Linked DNA regions of Homo sapiens: region 1 is linked to region 2. A link is a loop called in an ENCODE intact Hi-C map of the cell type or tissue named here. Cell type or tissue: endothelial cell of umbilical vein. All regions are shown on one strand.

The links. A loop is a pair of places that touch in the nucleus more often than their neighbours do. Peaks named below come from ENCODE experiments on the same cell type or tissue, not always from the same donor. Only the 100,000 strongest peaks of a DNase experiment are listed, where the experiment ranks them.
Region 1: a loop joins it to region 2, with 4 times the contacts of the local background. A loop is called at or near these places in 6 of 110 quality-filtered maps.

Annotation. Positions count from the first base shown.
Region 1 is chr14:53,655,695-53,663,694 of GRCh38, forward strand. All of the region lies in intron 2 of LOC105370504 (a long non-coding RNA gene), which reads left to right. Among named protein-coding and RNA genes, the nearest start is that of LINC02331, 190 kb to the right of the region's middle. In endothelial cell of umbilical vein, no CTCF peak of the experiment used is centred here; a DNase peak (open chromatin) is centred at 3,137; H3K27ac peaks cover 570 bases.
Region 2 is chr14:54,324,493-54,332,492 of GRCh38, forward strand. No RefSeq gene overlaps it. Among named protein-coding and RNA genes, the nearest start is that of CDKN3, 69 kb to the right of the region's middle. In endothelial cell of umbilical vein, a CTCF peak has its summit at 4,816; DNase peaks (open chromatin) are centred at 4,799, 6,579 and 7,159; H3K27ac peaks cover 1,840 bases.

The sequences.
Region 1 (8,000 bases), 670 kb before region 2:
TGGAATGGAACTTGTGTGCAATAAAAATAAAACATACATGGACTTCTCCAAGCTTACTACTGAAGTTTGAATAAAAACTATTTGTCCCTTTAATAGCTGAACAATTTATGCAGGGGATCCTGTCTTTTTTTTTCTTCCTACTGTGGATGTGGGTGTCTTCTACACTGAGGAGGAGGGAAAGTGAGTCTACTTCTATGTTGAAAAAAAGCTCACTGCCAGGGCAGGCTTTTCCCTTCTTCTCAGGAAAGAAATGAAGACTTAACTAAAATATATTGTTAAATATTTTAAAGCTACAGAAAGGCATAGGAATTATGTAATGAACACCCAAGTACACAGTATCCAGCTAATGAGATCAATCAATGCAATATGGTGGAAAACCCTATGCACATCCCCATTGTATTTCCTTCTAACACATACCCCCATCCTTCCTTTGCCTTCCAGAGGCAAGTCTTTAAGTTTTGTCATACATTAAGGCATCTCTAAACAAACAAACAAATAAAAATAGTGTCCTTTACAGTTTTTAGACAATGTAAATAGAATCTTGCTGTATATATGTATTCTTTTGCAACTTGCTCGTTCTGTGTTTTAGTTTTATCCATGTGGATAACATTTTATCGTGAGTTTTATCACACATGCTGCTCGATTACATAATTTCCACTATATGTTGGATAGGAATAGCACAATTTATCTCTTCCCAGAAGTCCTTCTTTCCTCCTGAACAGACAAAGAAATACTTGGAGTATTAATGGGACCCTCAGATGGCAGAATTCATAGCAAATACAATATCCACACCTAAGAGAGATTCTCACAAAGAGAACATGTCAAGAAAATGCATGCTAGATGGTGCTTTTGTAGTTCTACTTTCCGCCTTTAGTTATATTGTATCTTCTTTTGCATGTATTCTGAGGTATATTTCTTTAGTCAGGTGAATTTACTCTTCCTACACATCACATTGAGTGTTTTAAATACTGAAATAAAAAACTGAGACCTGTTGTAACCTAATGTTCTTCATGGACCAAAATTGTCTAGTATGTGAGGGCATGTCTGGGTGCTTGTCTTAGTGTGTCTTTAGCCTCAGAGGAAGCAGGACTAGGTGGGGAGGGTTTGACGAGGCCAGGAGAAGCTTGCCTTGTGAAGTGGCAGGATCCAGGAAATTTCAGAAAGGCTGCTATTGACAGGGCTGGGGTGTCTTTTCTCCTTCGATCTTAGATCTCTTACTCAATGGCAGAATGCAAGAGCCTAGCAAGGTTCCATAATGGCGAGGCTACCTCCTGGTTTTAAGGAATGAATTAACAAGTGCATTGGGCAAGGTCATGGGTTGCTGACTCCTAGGCCTGGTTTCTATTTTCTAGACCTTCTGTCTTCTGCTACTTCTACAACTGTTAGTCATTTTCTTATCTCTTCTGCTGCGACCTCAGTAAGCCTACAGATTTTGATCTACCGAAAAGTGTTTATTAAATCCTGCTGAGTCTTCTTTTGAAATGCCCCTTATCAACATCCCATCCCTTCCACATCACTCCCCAGCCCCTCAGTCATCACTTCACACCGGGATGGCTGGCATGGGCTCATAGCTGACTAGGTGAGGCATCCCCCTCCTGCCTAAGTCATCCTACATGCCAAAGTTATTCTTCTTCCTCAGACACTCTTATTCCACAGATCACTGGTCTCCAAACCATCAAAGATTCCCATTTTCTCAAATATCAAATCTAAGCTTCTGTTCTGAATTTTCCAGACCCATAATTTTGTCCATCCTGCTGATTCTTACTTCCTGTTATTTCTTTGCTACCCAACTTCAGCTCTAGTTTGCCTAATCTCTCTCAGATCCATCAATATGCCATTCCAATGCCTCTCTCTGATGATACTGCTTTCCACTCCTGGAATACTTACCTTCAAACCATTCTTTCATTCATTTGTAACATATATATTAAGGGCCTTGTATGTGCTAAATCCTAGGCTTCTAAGATCAAGATTTTTTTTACCTCAACTTTTTTTTTTTACTACCTCATCTCTATTAATCTCTTTCTTTTTATTAGTCTTAACCACTTTAAACATATAATGTAAAAAAAATGTAAAAGTTGGACACAGTTCATTAAGGTAAAAGCAAATGTGAAGTGTGGTCCTTTCTCTTTAAATAGCAACTTCTTAAGCAGCAAAAGGGATGAAGAGAATTTCAACCTCTAGAGAAGTGTATATGGAAGGCAAGCTGTGAGAATTAAATGAAATGGAATGTGATTAACAAAGCAATGCTTTAGAACAAAATTCCTATAATCTTATTTTGTTTAGTCTTCTTTCAAATGTATTTTTTCTTCATCTCTTTTGTGAGAGGATAACTCTTTAAGGGCAAAGGCTAAGTTTTCTTCTTTGAATTACCCCAGTTTTTAAACAGTGCTAAATAAACACTTGAGCCTTGACCAACTTTCTATTGTTTCTAACATATATATATATATATATATATAATCCCTTGCCTATATTTCTGGGAACAATGCTGATGGAAGGAATAGTTTAGGATGCAACCACCTTCCCATCCTTATCCTCGGTTATATCTCCTAGAGAAATGGAAGCCTTTAGATAGGCAAGAGAATGCAACAATGCAATGAAAGCAGGTAAAGCCTAGGCACCCACCTACTTTCCTAGTGAGTCTACCCTTATAGATCAGTAAAGGCATATTGTGGCATTTCCCCAGAAATATTCATCCCGATGTGTACATTTTTGATGTGCTCTCTTGTCTACATGTGTCTCCATTGTTCTAGTCATTCCTCCAGCCAGACATATCATGAAATTTTTACAATTCTCCTAACCACAAATCTTGGTGAGACCGCTGTAGAGGAATCTAACCTGGTTCTGGGTTGGAGCTAAATTTTAGTCCAAGTCACCCTGCTACTTGTTCCAACTACTGTTTATAGCAGTGGCATGCAGATTGTGTTTTTGCTTATCTCAATAATTTTACTCCCTCTGATGAAAGTTCTTTCTAACAAAATCATAATTTGGGTTGTTTTTGGATTTCATCAGGGTTGTTCTCTATTGTGAGTTACTATTTTAGTGTTTTCTGTTTCTCTCCTACAGAACTGTCTGCTAGGACTTTTAAATTTAGAACATCGGGTCTGAACAAACAATGAAGCATGACCTTTCAGAAAAGCTGATTAAAATGTTTTTTACTTGAAGGGAAGCAAGCCATAAATGCTAAGGAAGTGAGTGATTTATGATGTAAATTTTTAATTGAAAACTAATAATAAACAGGAAGTCCAGGGATGCTGCAACAGTGTGGCTACAAGCAACCCAAGTAATTCTTCACAGTGTAATGTAAGAATTTAACTTAATCACGGGTCCAAATAAATGAAAAAAAGGAAAAGACTCTTCATGAATGTTTCTGATAACTTGAAGGTGGTAGTTCTTTTTTACTTTGGAAAAACACTGATATCTCTATAACCATTTGGAAATTGGAATGGAGCGGGGAGGGGTGAAACCATGCTAATTGATGAAGACATAGATTTTCCGTAAAATATCTTGGCTTAATAAAGAGGCAGAATCTGTTTTTCTTTTATATCTACCCGACTCTCTCATATTATTTCAATTTATATTTGGCCTAGGAGGACGTTATTGTAATGTTCATTTTATGGGTAAGAAAATTGGAACACAGTGGTACAATAACTCAAATTTAAAACATCAGCTGGGGAACTGGTAGTAACAATTGTTATTCCAGCACCAAACTTGTGCTCATTTTAGAAAACTAGAACATACCCTGAGAAATAGGAAGATGGCCTCATTGGGATGCATTTCTATGATCTGGACTAGTTCTTTCTCAGGACTACCACACCTGCAGCCTCAGGGTATTAGTGCACCCTCTTCCTGAGAAGTCCTGGCCAATAACTGAGCATGTAACAGGACCTGGTCATTTCTACCCAGTGCAGAACTCCTCTGTGGGCAGTGTTTGCATTGGAGCTCCCCACTAGGCTGACTAGGCCTTTCAGAGCTCTAGCACAACCTGGGCCTCTTCCTACCGATTACTCCTTCCCTTCCCATGTTCATCTGGGGAGATCAGAACAGACTAAAGGCTTTTCTTGGCTGCTCCTCTTGGCACTCCCCTTATCATTCATGATCTTACCACTCCCAAATCTCTTGGCACTCTTAACTCCATCGTGGTGTGTGCTTCTCCAAGAACCTGAACTGATACAAATAGCCTATCTACAACATTGCTAGTTGGCAGAGGCATGTTTATATTAACTACTCTAATATCATTTCTATATAGTTAGAGGGTAGAACTAAGACCTTATACTGCCATCCTGATCAAACATGTAGACACTACCAATTTCCTTTTATTCCCTTCTTAAGTCTCCATGTGGGTGAGACTGTGATCTAATACAGTGGAACAAAACATTTTTTCATTTCATGGCCCAATAAAATAAACAAGCAAAATATTAAGGAATTGATATAGTTTCCAGGTTTTTTTTAACCAGATAAAGGTATTAAAAACCATCTACATATACTATCACAATTGTTTCATAAAGATAGTACTTTTTAACAAAAAAGATGAAGAACACAATCTGAGAATCAAAAATTTTTTGAATTTAATTTTTTTAGAGAAGTTTCAGGTTCACAACAAAATTGAGAGGAAAGTAAAGAGAATTCCCATATGCCTCCTTCCCCCACATTTGCATAGACACACCCATTAATAACATTCCCAGTCAGAATGGTACATTTGTTATAATCAATGAACTTACAATGATATACCATTGTTACCCATAGTGCATAGTTTACACTAGAGTTCACTCTTGGTTTGGTACATTCTGCGAATTTAGGTAAACTTATAGTGACATATATCTACCATTATAGTATCATACAGAGTATTTTAACTGCCCTAAAAATTCTCTATATTCCACTTATTCATCCCTTCCTCCAATCCAACTCCTGATGACCATTGATCTTTTTACTATCTCCACAGTTTTGCCTTTTCCAAAATGTCATATAGGTGAAATCATACAGTATGCACCCTTTCCAGGTTGGTTTTTTTTCACTTAGATTACTAAATGCATTTAAGTTTCATGTATGCATTTTTTGTGACTTGATAGTGCATTTCTTTTTAGCTCTAAATAATAGTCCATTGTACAGATGTACCACAGCTTATTTATCCATTCACATATTGAAGGGCATCTTTTTCCATTTCAAGATTTGTCAGTTATGAATAAAGCTGTTTTAAACATCCATGTGTAGACTTTTGTGTAGACATAAGTTTTCAACTCTTTTGAATAGATACCAAGGAATGTGATTGCTGGACTGTATGATAAGAGTATGTCTAGTTTTGTAAGAAACCACTAAACTGTCTTCCAAAGTGGCTGTACCATTTTGCATCCCCACCAGCAATGAATGAGAGTTCCTGTTGTTCCATATCTTTGCCAGCATTTGGTGTTGTCAGCGTACTATACTTTGGTCATTCTAATAGATGTGTAGCAGTGTCTCATTATTGTTTTAATTTGCATTTCCCTGATGATTTATGATGTGGAGCATCTTTTCTTATGTTTATTTTCCATCTGTATTTCTTCTTTAGTGAGGTATCTGTTATGGCCTTTTGCCCATTTTCTAAATTGGGGCTTTTTTGTTTAATTGTTGAGTTTTAAGAATTTTTAAAAAATATTTTAGATAACAGTCCTTTATCAGATATGTCTTTTGCAAATATTTTCTTCCAGTCTATGCCTTGCCTTTTCAACCTCTTGACAGTGTATTTTGCAGAGCAGAAATTTTTCATTTCAATGGAGTATAAGTTATTAATTCCTTCTTTCAAGGATTGTACCTTTAGTGACATATCTAAACGATCATTTTTCTCACAGTAGGATAGTTGGGAAAACTACACTAAGTTATTAAAAGTAAATTTGTACAAAAATAACAACACCGTAAAGAGGCTAGGGCATTGGCTTCCTCCCATAAAGAACTAACTGTCACAGAAATTGCTCTCCCAGTGATATAGATGTATAGGTCAATGTAACAGAATAGGGAGTTCAGAAATAAATGGACACAAAAATAGTCAACTGATTTTTAATAAAAGTGCCAAAATAATTCAATGGATATAATATTTTCAACAAATGGGACTAAAATAACTAGATATTTATATGGAAAATATGAACTTAAAAACCTTATATCATATATATAAAAGCCAGTCAACTGTCAATGCATTATAGAGGTAAGTGTAAGAGATAAAACTATAAAACTTCTAAAAGAAAATAAAAGAGAAAATCTTTGTAACCTTTTGTTTGTAAAAAACTATTTAGGACATAAAATGCATGAACCAAAAAATAAGAAATTATAAATTGGACTTTAGAATTCAAAATTTGCTCTCCAAAGAACATTGTTAAGAAAATAAAAAGGGAAGCCATATAGTGAAAGAAAATATTTTCAGAATATATATTTGATAAAGGATTTGTATACAAAATACATAAAAATCTCATTGCTTAATAATAATAACATAACCCAATCAAAAAATGACAGAAAGAGTTTTTAAAAAAACACTTCACAATGAAGACATATGAATGCAAAAAGTACATATTCACTGTCACTGGTTATCAGGGAATTTCCAATTCAAACTACAGTAAGATTCCACTACACATCCAATAGAATGGTTAAAATTAAAATATTGACAATACCAAGTTCTGACATTGCTGTGGAGCAACTGGAACTCTCATATCTTGCTAGTGAGTATGTAAAATGTTACAGCCACTTTGTAAAACAGTTTGACAGTTTCTCATACAGTTAAATATAGACTTACCATATGACCTTGCAATTATACTGCTGAGTATTTACTCAAGAGGAATGAAAACATACATTCCTGCAAAGGTATATATGTGAATGGTCATAGCAGCTTTTTCATAGTAGCCCTAAACGGAAAAGTATTTAATGTCCACCAATAGGTAAATGAATAAACAAACTGTGGTATGTCCCTGCAATGGAATACTACTTAGCAATAAAAAGGAATGAACTACTGATACATGCAACAACACAGGTGAATTTCAAAAGCATTATTCGGAGTCTAAGAAGACTTAGACAAAACAATACATACTATATTATCCCATTTATATGAAATTCTATAAAAGATAAAACTATAGTGACAGAAAGTTGATCGGTGGTTGCCTTGGCTCAAGGATAAGGAGAGGGTATTAATTGCAAAGGGGCAAAAGCAGACAGAACTTTTTAGTGTGAAAGAAATATTCTACATCTTGATTGCAGTGGTGGTTACATGACTGGTTATCAATATTCTGAAAGTTTAAATTAAAATTTGTGAATTTTAGTATATGTAAATTATACCTTGAAAGAACTGATATTTTAAAAGGCCTACTTTAAAAATTCTAATTCAGAAAATTACAACATAAAATTTTGTTCTCTGTTACATATGTGTGAAATTGTGTTCTAGGCTCTATGTTTGTCAATGAACCTTGTGGTAGAGCTTGATGTCTGTCTTGGTGCACAACTTTGTTTTCTTATCACGATGTTGTCTTACCTCTTTTTTGTTGGTGTTTAAATCAAAAGTCAAATTTCACATAAAACTTGGAAGCCAATTCAATGTCATTTTATATTAAATATTCAGGTTTTGTTCTAAGAACTGTGTGGGGCACACAAACTTCCTCCACTTTTTTCCTCCAGGGCCTGAAAACCCTGAGATGGGGGTGTAGATCAGGAACACAGACAGTGAGAAATTCAGGGAGAGGGTAAAAGGGGACTTCTGTCTCTCCCTTAGTGACTTCTCATACCTGGAATATTGGGATGAGGCTGCTCAACAGAAAGTGATCGGGGTGATTCACATAAGCAAAAATTTTTAAGGGCAGGATTAACATTTGGGAATCACTTATCTATGGTATTCGGGTAACCGTTCTAAGCACAAAGCATTGTTAAGTACACAGGATTTAGACACAGGCCATCCTGGATTTGAATCTTGGTTCTGCTAATTCTTACCTGTGTACCATTTGGAAAGTCATTAAACCTCTCACATCCTCCATTTGTGCATCTCTAAAATGGGG
Region 2 (8,000 bases):
CAGGAGGTGAAGGTTGCAGTGATCCGAGACCATGCCACTGTACTCCAGCCTGGGCAACAGAGTGAGACTCCATCTCAAAACAAAAAAAAAAAGACTAAAACGATGGTGCTGCTTGGGTGATGGGTGCACCAGGTTCTTACAAATTTCTGCTAAAGAACTTATTCATGTAACTAAATACCACCTGTGCCCCAATAACTTATGGAAAAATAAAATTTAAAAAGAAAAGAAATCAGCCAAATGTGCACCTGAATTTCATGGGCCCACAGTCAGGGCTGCTACATACAGTTAAGCAGGCTGAGCACTGCTCAGCTCCAGACAGCACTGTATGCAGAGGCTACGACGCGAAGAGTGCCCCCAATTTTGTGCAACACAGTGGCCCTGCTCTTGGTAAAAAGATAACTAAGGAATGTGGGCAAGGACAAATAATCACAAATTTAAATCCCCCAAATGTAAACAACAGAAAGCTGTAAGGTTATTTTTATAATATAAAATTCAAATCCCTGAAATAAGTGTAAATGAGTTTCTGGAGTGACGAAAGAGAGTTGATGTAATCCTAAAAGGTGGGACCATTTCTGGTAAAGTAAAGCAGAATAAAAAGACAATGGTTTTCTGAGGAAGAAAGAGAAGACAATGTGACATGATAGCAGCAATGCAGAGCCTAAAACAAAATCATAGTAATGAAGAAGTTGGAGATCTCTTCAGGAGGAATTCTAGGGGCATCTAGAGTATTTGATGAGGCTGCTGGAACCTAGCTTTATTTCCGCTCCTTCGTTGTTTCATCTATCACTGTCGTCCAACTCCATTCATGCCTTCAATGAATACATGTTTGAATTCCCCAAGTGAGGGCCTATGGAGAACCTAAATATGAGTAAGACAAGATCCCTGTCTTCAGGAGGTCAAAGTCTAATGGGGCAGTTAAGGCAAGTATATATGAAGGTATGGGGCAGCACGGGACCATTGCCTTACATGGTACAAAGTGCCACTGGCATCCTAAGGAAAGAGAGGTCGCTTCCAACAAGGGTAAGGAGGGAAGTCTTCAGAGAAGAAGTGGCGCTTGAAACTGATCTTAAAAAACTGTTAGGATGTCAGCCGGTGGAGGTGATGGAGAACACATTTCAAGCAATCAGTACCACATGAATAAAGGCACAGATGTCACAAAGCACGTTCAAGGACAGTTTGCTTAGAATAAAAGAACACAAGGGGGGAACTTCATGCAATTTAACACTGGAAAGTTAGGCTGAAGAATACTGTTAAAGACCTTGGATGACAAACTAGAGAGTCCAAACATTCTGAGTCCATAGGAAGAAAGTCATTGTTATTATTCATATTATATTCAACTGAGCAGAGAATGAGGTAATCAGAGCTGAGCTTTAAAAGAGGCTTTATCTGGCAGCAGAGTCCTTATCCATCGGGGACAGTGGAGACTAGTAGCCATGGGACAAAATAGCAGGTGGGAGGCAGCATGGGGCTGAACTGCTGCCATGGCAGTGGGAATGGAAAGTTTGGGTTGGATGCCAACACAGCTAGGTAACCTTCTGGATGTGGCAAGCAAAAAGGAGAAGAGAAAAGAACAAGCTGAGGTCTTAAGTCTGACAGAAGAGAAATGTGGTTACTAACTGGAGTGAGCAGAAGAGACATGATTTTCACTTTCACACATTAAATTTGAGATCTGGTGGACTATCCAGGTGGAGACACTCATCTGGAAGCTGGGATTGTGCTGGAACTGGTATGAGAGGTTGGATTGGAGGAGATGGGTTTTGGGGTCCTGCAGTCCTAAGGTCAAGCCCTGGCTCTACCTCTAGCACATTCTATTTAAGTTATTTGGGGCAAGTTAGTAACCTTGTTAAGTCTCAGTTATCTCATCTACAAAATGGGGATAAGAAAAGTATTAATACCCCCAGCATTGTTGTGAATATTAAATGAAAGAATGGATGTCAGCACAGTGCCTAGAGCACACTATGCCTTCAATAAACAATGCCTATTGTTATTTTTTCTATCAGTCATTCCCTTCATTTCAGTGACTAATCAGTTCTTAATACTGTACCACAGCTGCCCTCCTGCCCTTGTGCCACTTGGGGTCTTTGTGGGGGCTGGGCATGTAGCCCTCCTGCCTTCCTCTGTCCTCTGAAATCTGGGCTACCCTGGGTCTTGTCTGATTCACCCAGCTCATGAGCCCCTAACTCTTCCCTCTGACATGGTCAAGGTTTGATAAATGCCATGTTCCTCAAATGTGCCTTCTGCCACAGATCCTAACCCTGAATTCCCAATCCAGTGCTGCCCACATCCTGCTGTGAAGATCATTTTCTAATCTGAGGTCAAAATGAGGGGAAATGGGCCCATATCTCAGCCAAAAGGGTTTGACTTCAAGTCTTAGACAATGTATTTCTTCACTATAAAAGTTGTAAAACATTGGGATAAAGTTTCGGTTTTACTATCCCCACCTTCGTGCTCCCCATAGCACTTTGTCCATCTCTTTATGACAGAATTTATCACATTATGTTAGAGTTGGTTGTTGATGTGACTGCCTCCCCTGCCGAGCCATGGGCTCCTCCGGGGCAGGGACCAAACCTTATTCATCTTTGTTTCCCGAGCCTGCCATAGGTGTTCAATAAATACTGAAAGAGAGTTAGCAACAGCTTACATCTGTGTAGTTCCTTATGTTTTGCAAAGGCCGCTGAGGGAGATGGTGGAATCTGGCTCTAGAATGCTAAGCTATAATTTTTCTCTTGTTCAACGCACCTTGAGTAAGTGTAGCCATCAAAATAGGAAGAAATAACAGGACCACATGCCAGTTTTAAAAAGCAGCAGTTCCCATACTTCTGGGTTTCAATAATCCGTTTTTTAAAATAAGCTTTAAAAGCTTATTTTGAGGGTAGCAACATGGCGTTCCCAACTACTTATTTTGCCAAATAGATACATTTAAAAAAAAAAATCAACTGCTTCTCTCTTCATTTCACAAAAGGAAGAAGATTTTAAGCCTCCACTCTCCAGAAAAGGATCGACGTAAACATAAACCCAGAATAAACCTTAGCTTTAGGAGAAGCTAGGGCACTGGTCTGTTTTTTCCTCATCTCACCAAGGACAGTGGCCTGGTCCTGGCGTCCTGGCCCATGCTGGGACATCCACAGGTCAAAGCAGTTTATCAGACTGAAGTATTCCTGGGAATCCGAAATTGCTCTGTTACAGTTTTTTACTGTGGTAAAATATACAACATAAAATGTACTAGTCTAACCAATTCTAAATAAAATTTAGTGACACTTAAGTACATTCAAATTGTTTTGCAACCATCATTACCACCTGTCTCCAGAACTTTCTCATCTACCCCAGATGAAACTCTATCCATAAACACCAACTCCCATACCCTATCCCTCAGCCCTGGGAAACTATCATCCTACTTTCTGTTTCCGTGATTTTGGCTACCCCTAGGTACCTTCTATAAGTAGAATCATACAATATTTGTCTTTTTGTGACTGGCTTATTTCGCTTAGCATGAAATTTTCAAAGATCATCTATGTTGTAACTTGTCAGGATTGCCTTCCTTTTTAAGACTAAATTATATTCACGTGTGTGTGTGTGTGCACATGTATACACCACAGTTTGCTTATCCATCCATTGATGAACATGTGAGTTGTTTCCACCTGTTGGCTACGGTGCTCCATTAGAACTTTTATTTTTTTCCCATGACAACCATCTCAGATGTGTAACATAAGCAGATTCTGAATCATCTTGCTAGTGTCTTACAACTGAGCCCAGGTCTGGAATCGCCATGCCTGGCATCTGCTTCTGCCTTCCCTTGGCACGTGCTCCACATGTGACAATCTCAAGGTACTTCACATTTAAACACACTGGTGGAGGAATAAAGTCATCGCAAGGCTCATAGTAACATAGGCATGCAGTGCTCAAAAGAACTTTTTGCTACAACAGTCTGTATTCTGCTTATAGTGTGAGCTAACGTGTTGGGTGGCCCCACCTTTGTACATCACTATCGGCAAAGTACAATAGGAAATAACCAACAAAAAAATTTCTAGACCCAATTCTAATAAGCATTGGATAAAATATTCATTTGATGCAGATTTCAATGCACTTCAATGCTAATCACACCTTCTAGTGCAGAAGACACCTTCCCATCATTAACTGATGCCTCATTCAGATTGACATTGGAAAAACTGATTTCCAGCAAAACTTGGCTTTCATATGAAGCCTGAAATTTCTAAACTAGTAAACAAAGCCCTGAAGTTATTCATCTTTTTCTCATAACTTACTTGCGTGTACAGAAATTTTCTGAACTAGCATCATTGAAGTTAAATCCTTTAATTTAATACAAATTAAACTTAGGGTTCAGCCTCAGATTTGTGCTTCTAGTCTTAGCCAGTGATTTGGGATTTAGCAAAATGATATCATCCACTCTATTTGATGAATATTATTATTTTGAATAGTACTGGTTTTGTAAGCATAAGAAATGTATATCTAAACTTAATGTGCATATATAGTATAATAATAAAAAGGATGTTAGTCAATAGCAGAATGCACAAAGACAATGTTGTCCCTTTAAAAGACGTCCATGCATTTCTCAAGTTGGAGAGGCACTGGTCTCAAGCTCTATCCCTGGAATGCTTCCCCTCATGTAAGAAGCAGTGGGGCAGGTCAAACTAATTAAGTGTTCCTAAAAGCAGAGCTCACCAAATACCGTAGCTGCAGAATAACAACACCAAGAGTCAGCCAGCAGCTTAGAGTGGTGCACCAAGGGGAATGACCCCGGCAGACACCAAATTAAAAGCTCCTATTTCACGTCCTCTAAGTAGCTCTTTCCTTTCAAGCTGCGACCTCTACCGCAGCCATGGAGAATGACATCTTTTCCCTACTCCAGTGGGTAAGCACTCTGTCCTCCAGCTTCTGGGCCAAATTGCAACCAAACAATCTATCAGGCACTCCCATGGGATAGTCAGACATTTGCCCTTCGATCTATAACACAATTTGACCTTTTTTATGCGGAGGTAAACACCACGTGTCACCTCTGAAAACTCAGCCTTGGAATCAAGCACATCTGGAATCAGCCTATAAATGTAGTCCTGAGATTAATGTTGAACAAGAAGGAAGGCTAAGGGTATTCCGCTTCTGATTTCCACTTACTGACAATTCTCACTTAGCAGCAATGTTCGCCTTCCACATGCGGACACCTGAACACTACCCCCCTGTCAAGAACACCACGCTTACACTGGCTGAAAACAAGCTTCAGAACACCTTGGAATACAGTTTAGCTTCCTTTGAATCCCCAGCATGTGCTTTTGCATATCTCTGTCCTCCAAGGGCAGAATCAGAAGTGATGAAGCAAGAGTTCAAAAATGTTCAGCTGCATAGTATTCCCAACGAGGCTCACTCACACAGTTACCTGCACAGCATCCCCAAGGAGGCTCACTCACACGGTTACCTGCACAGCATCCCCAAGGAGGCTCACTCTCACCGTTACCTGCACAGCATCCCCAGCGAGGCTCACTCTCACGGTTACCTGGGGTACATTTTTAAACTCTGTTTTCACTGCTTATCATTATGACCACAAGTTCCAGTGTTTCAGGGTAGGAATTGGTACCATAAATTGAAATCTTAGAAACTCACAAATGCACAGAAAATGTTCAAAGTTGCCATCTTCTCCAGAAAGGTTATACTTCCAAGAAACCAAAAATAGAAAGAGAAGCATGAAAGTGTCTTGTCTTGAGCCTAATTGAAGTAAGTCTACATTTGGAGGAAAAGTAAGTAACGCCATATAAAATCCTCATTGCACAAAAATGATCTCCCTGTTAATATATGGAAATGAGCCTCGCAGATCCAGAGTTCAAAACACAGATTGTCGGCCTAGTGCAGTGGCTCACGCCTGTAATCCCAGCACTTTGGAAGGCCAAGGTGGGTGGATCTTTTGAGCCCAGGAGTTCGAGAACATGGTAAAACCCTGTCTCTACAGAAAATTTTAAAAATTAGTCAGATGTGGTGGTGCCTGTGCTCCCAGCTACTTGGGAGGCTGAGGTGGGAGGATTACTTGAGCCCAGGAGGTCAAGGCTGCAGTGAGCCATGATCACACCATTGCACTCCAGCCTGGGTCACAGAGTGAGACCCTGTCTCAAAAAAAAAAAAAACAAAAAACAAAAAACACACACACACACATCATCTCTAACCCTAGTTATACAACTAACATGTTGCTCAATGGCACTGACTACAGAAGATGCCCTGTTGAGAAGGAGGAAGACTACTTCCCAGTAAGATTGTTTCACATTAAATGTAACGTATTTCATGTCATATGTAAGCACAATTTGGGGGGGTTCCACATTTGCACAAACTGCATTATTTAAATAGTGCCTCTTAGCATCAGCTCATCAGCTCCTGCAGTGTGTGCCAGAATTTAGCAGCACAATGTGATTGTATCACAAACATCCTGGCCCTCCTCACTTTACCTCTGAAACCACTTTTGGTGACTGACCTGCTTTCTTGGAGGCCTTATCAGCCTCTTCTCCCCTTCCGATTGTAGATCTGATCTCCTGCCTGACATTCCTGTGTTTAGACTGTCTGGCCAACGGCACTTCCCTTCGCTGTTTAACAAATAGGTTTCCGCAGCCTGTGGAATTTTTTGTTTGTTTGTTTGTTTTCCACACAAGGCTGAGTGTACCACTTTCTGGGAAGTTTCTAGTTATTTCAGGGAATTCCTAGTTTTGTCAGGGAGTTAAGCTTCCCGTTTTTCTAGGTGAGTGTCCCAAAGTTAACATGTGAGATCAGCTGAATCACAAAAACAATTCTGGCCTTCAAGAAAATTTTGTTTGCCTTTATGTTTGATAAGAGTGAACAGGAAAGAAAATAAAATTCCTCCAAATCCATGCCATTTCTCATGTTCTTGCCCCAACTTCAATCCATCCAAAGTAATGCCAATTCATCACCATTAGGTGTTCCTAATGTACTCTTTTCACTAAAAAAGATTAGAACTTCACTCCTACTTTGGTACCTGTAACTAAGTATAACATAGTAATCCATCTTCCTATTGTAATGTTTTTCTATTTTATTCTTTTCCTTTGGGCTTTCCTCTTACACATAGAATTTAAACACACGAACACATATTCCCGTGCACCTCCGAAATCCAACTTCACTTTATCATCTTCTTCCAAGAAATGGAACACTGTATCCCATAAACAGGACGGGTAAGGGCATATCAGAGCCAACCTTTTCTTTGGCTGCCTTTCAAAAAGTTGTTTAAAACAAGATATGCTCTTGAACTGGAAAAAGGCATTACACAGGATAACCTTAGAAAGCAGCCACTTGCTTTGCCCAACTAATATCACCACACAACCCCATAACTTTGTGTGGAGTGTTGTCTTCAATTACAGGCCAGAAGCACACCAGCAAACGGCTAAATTAAGATGAAATTAATTTCAATGTGAGAAGACCATATTGAAATGTCATGCTGAATATGACTATGGGGAAACACTTGACAAGCGTCTGATCATTATGAAAAGAATAATGCAAAACTCTTAATTCTATAAGATGCATGATTCCAGCTATTGTCAGTTATCTCACCAACTGATTTCCAACAGCAGTATCTACCCTGGGCTTTGCTGGGTTTAATCAATGAATTTTCCAGAGTCACCCACACCATCCCTTCATTCCCCCAGAATAATGACCATATTTTGTGAAATAAATATGGTCATTTCTTTCACAAATTTCAATTTTGATGCAATTGAAACATGTTTTTGTTTCTAGGCAGGGCTAACTAGAACCTTAGCCACTAACACCGTAACACCAGATTTACCTAGCTAAACCAACCAAATCAGATGCCATCCCCTCAACAAGCAAATGCAACAGCCTTTATATTAACAACCTGTTGAAACAGACATGTAAGCAAGCCCAGATGCAAGTCAATAAGCAAAAATATAGACCAGGACTCAATAGAGTTGGTCCACAGATACATAATATCTAATAAAAAGTGACAGCACTTATTAGACAAAAAGAACACATACTTCATT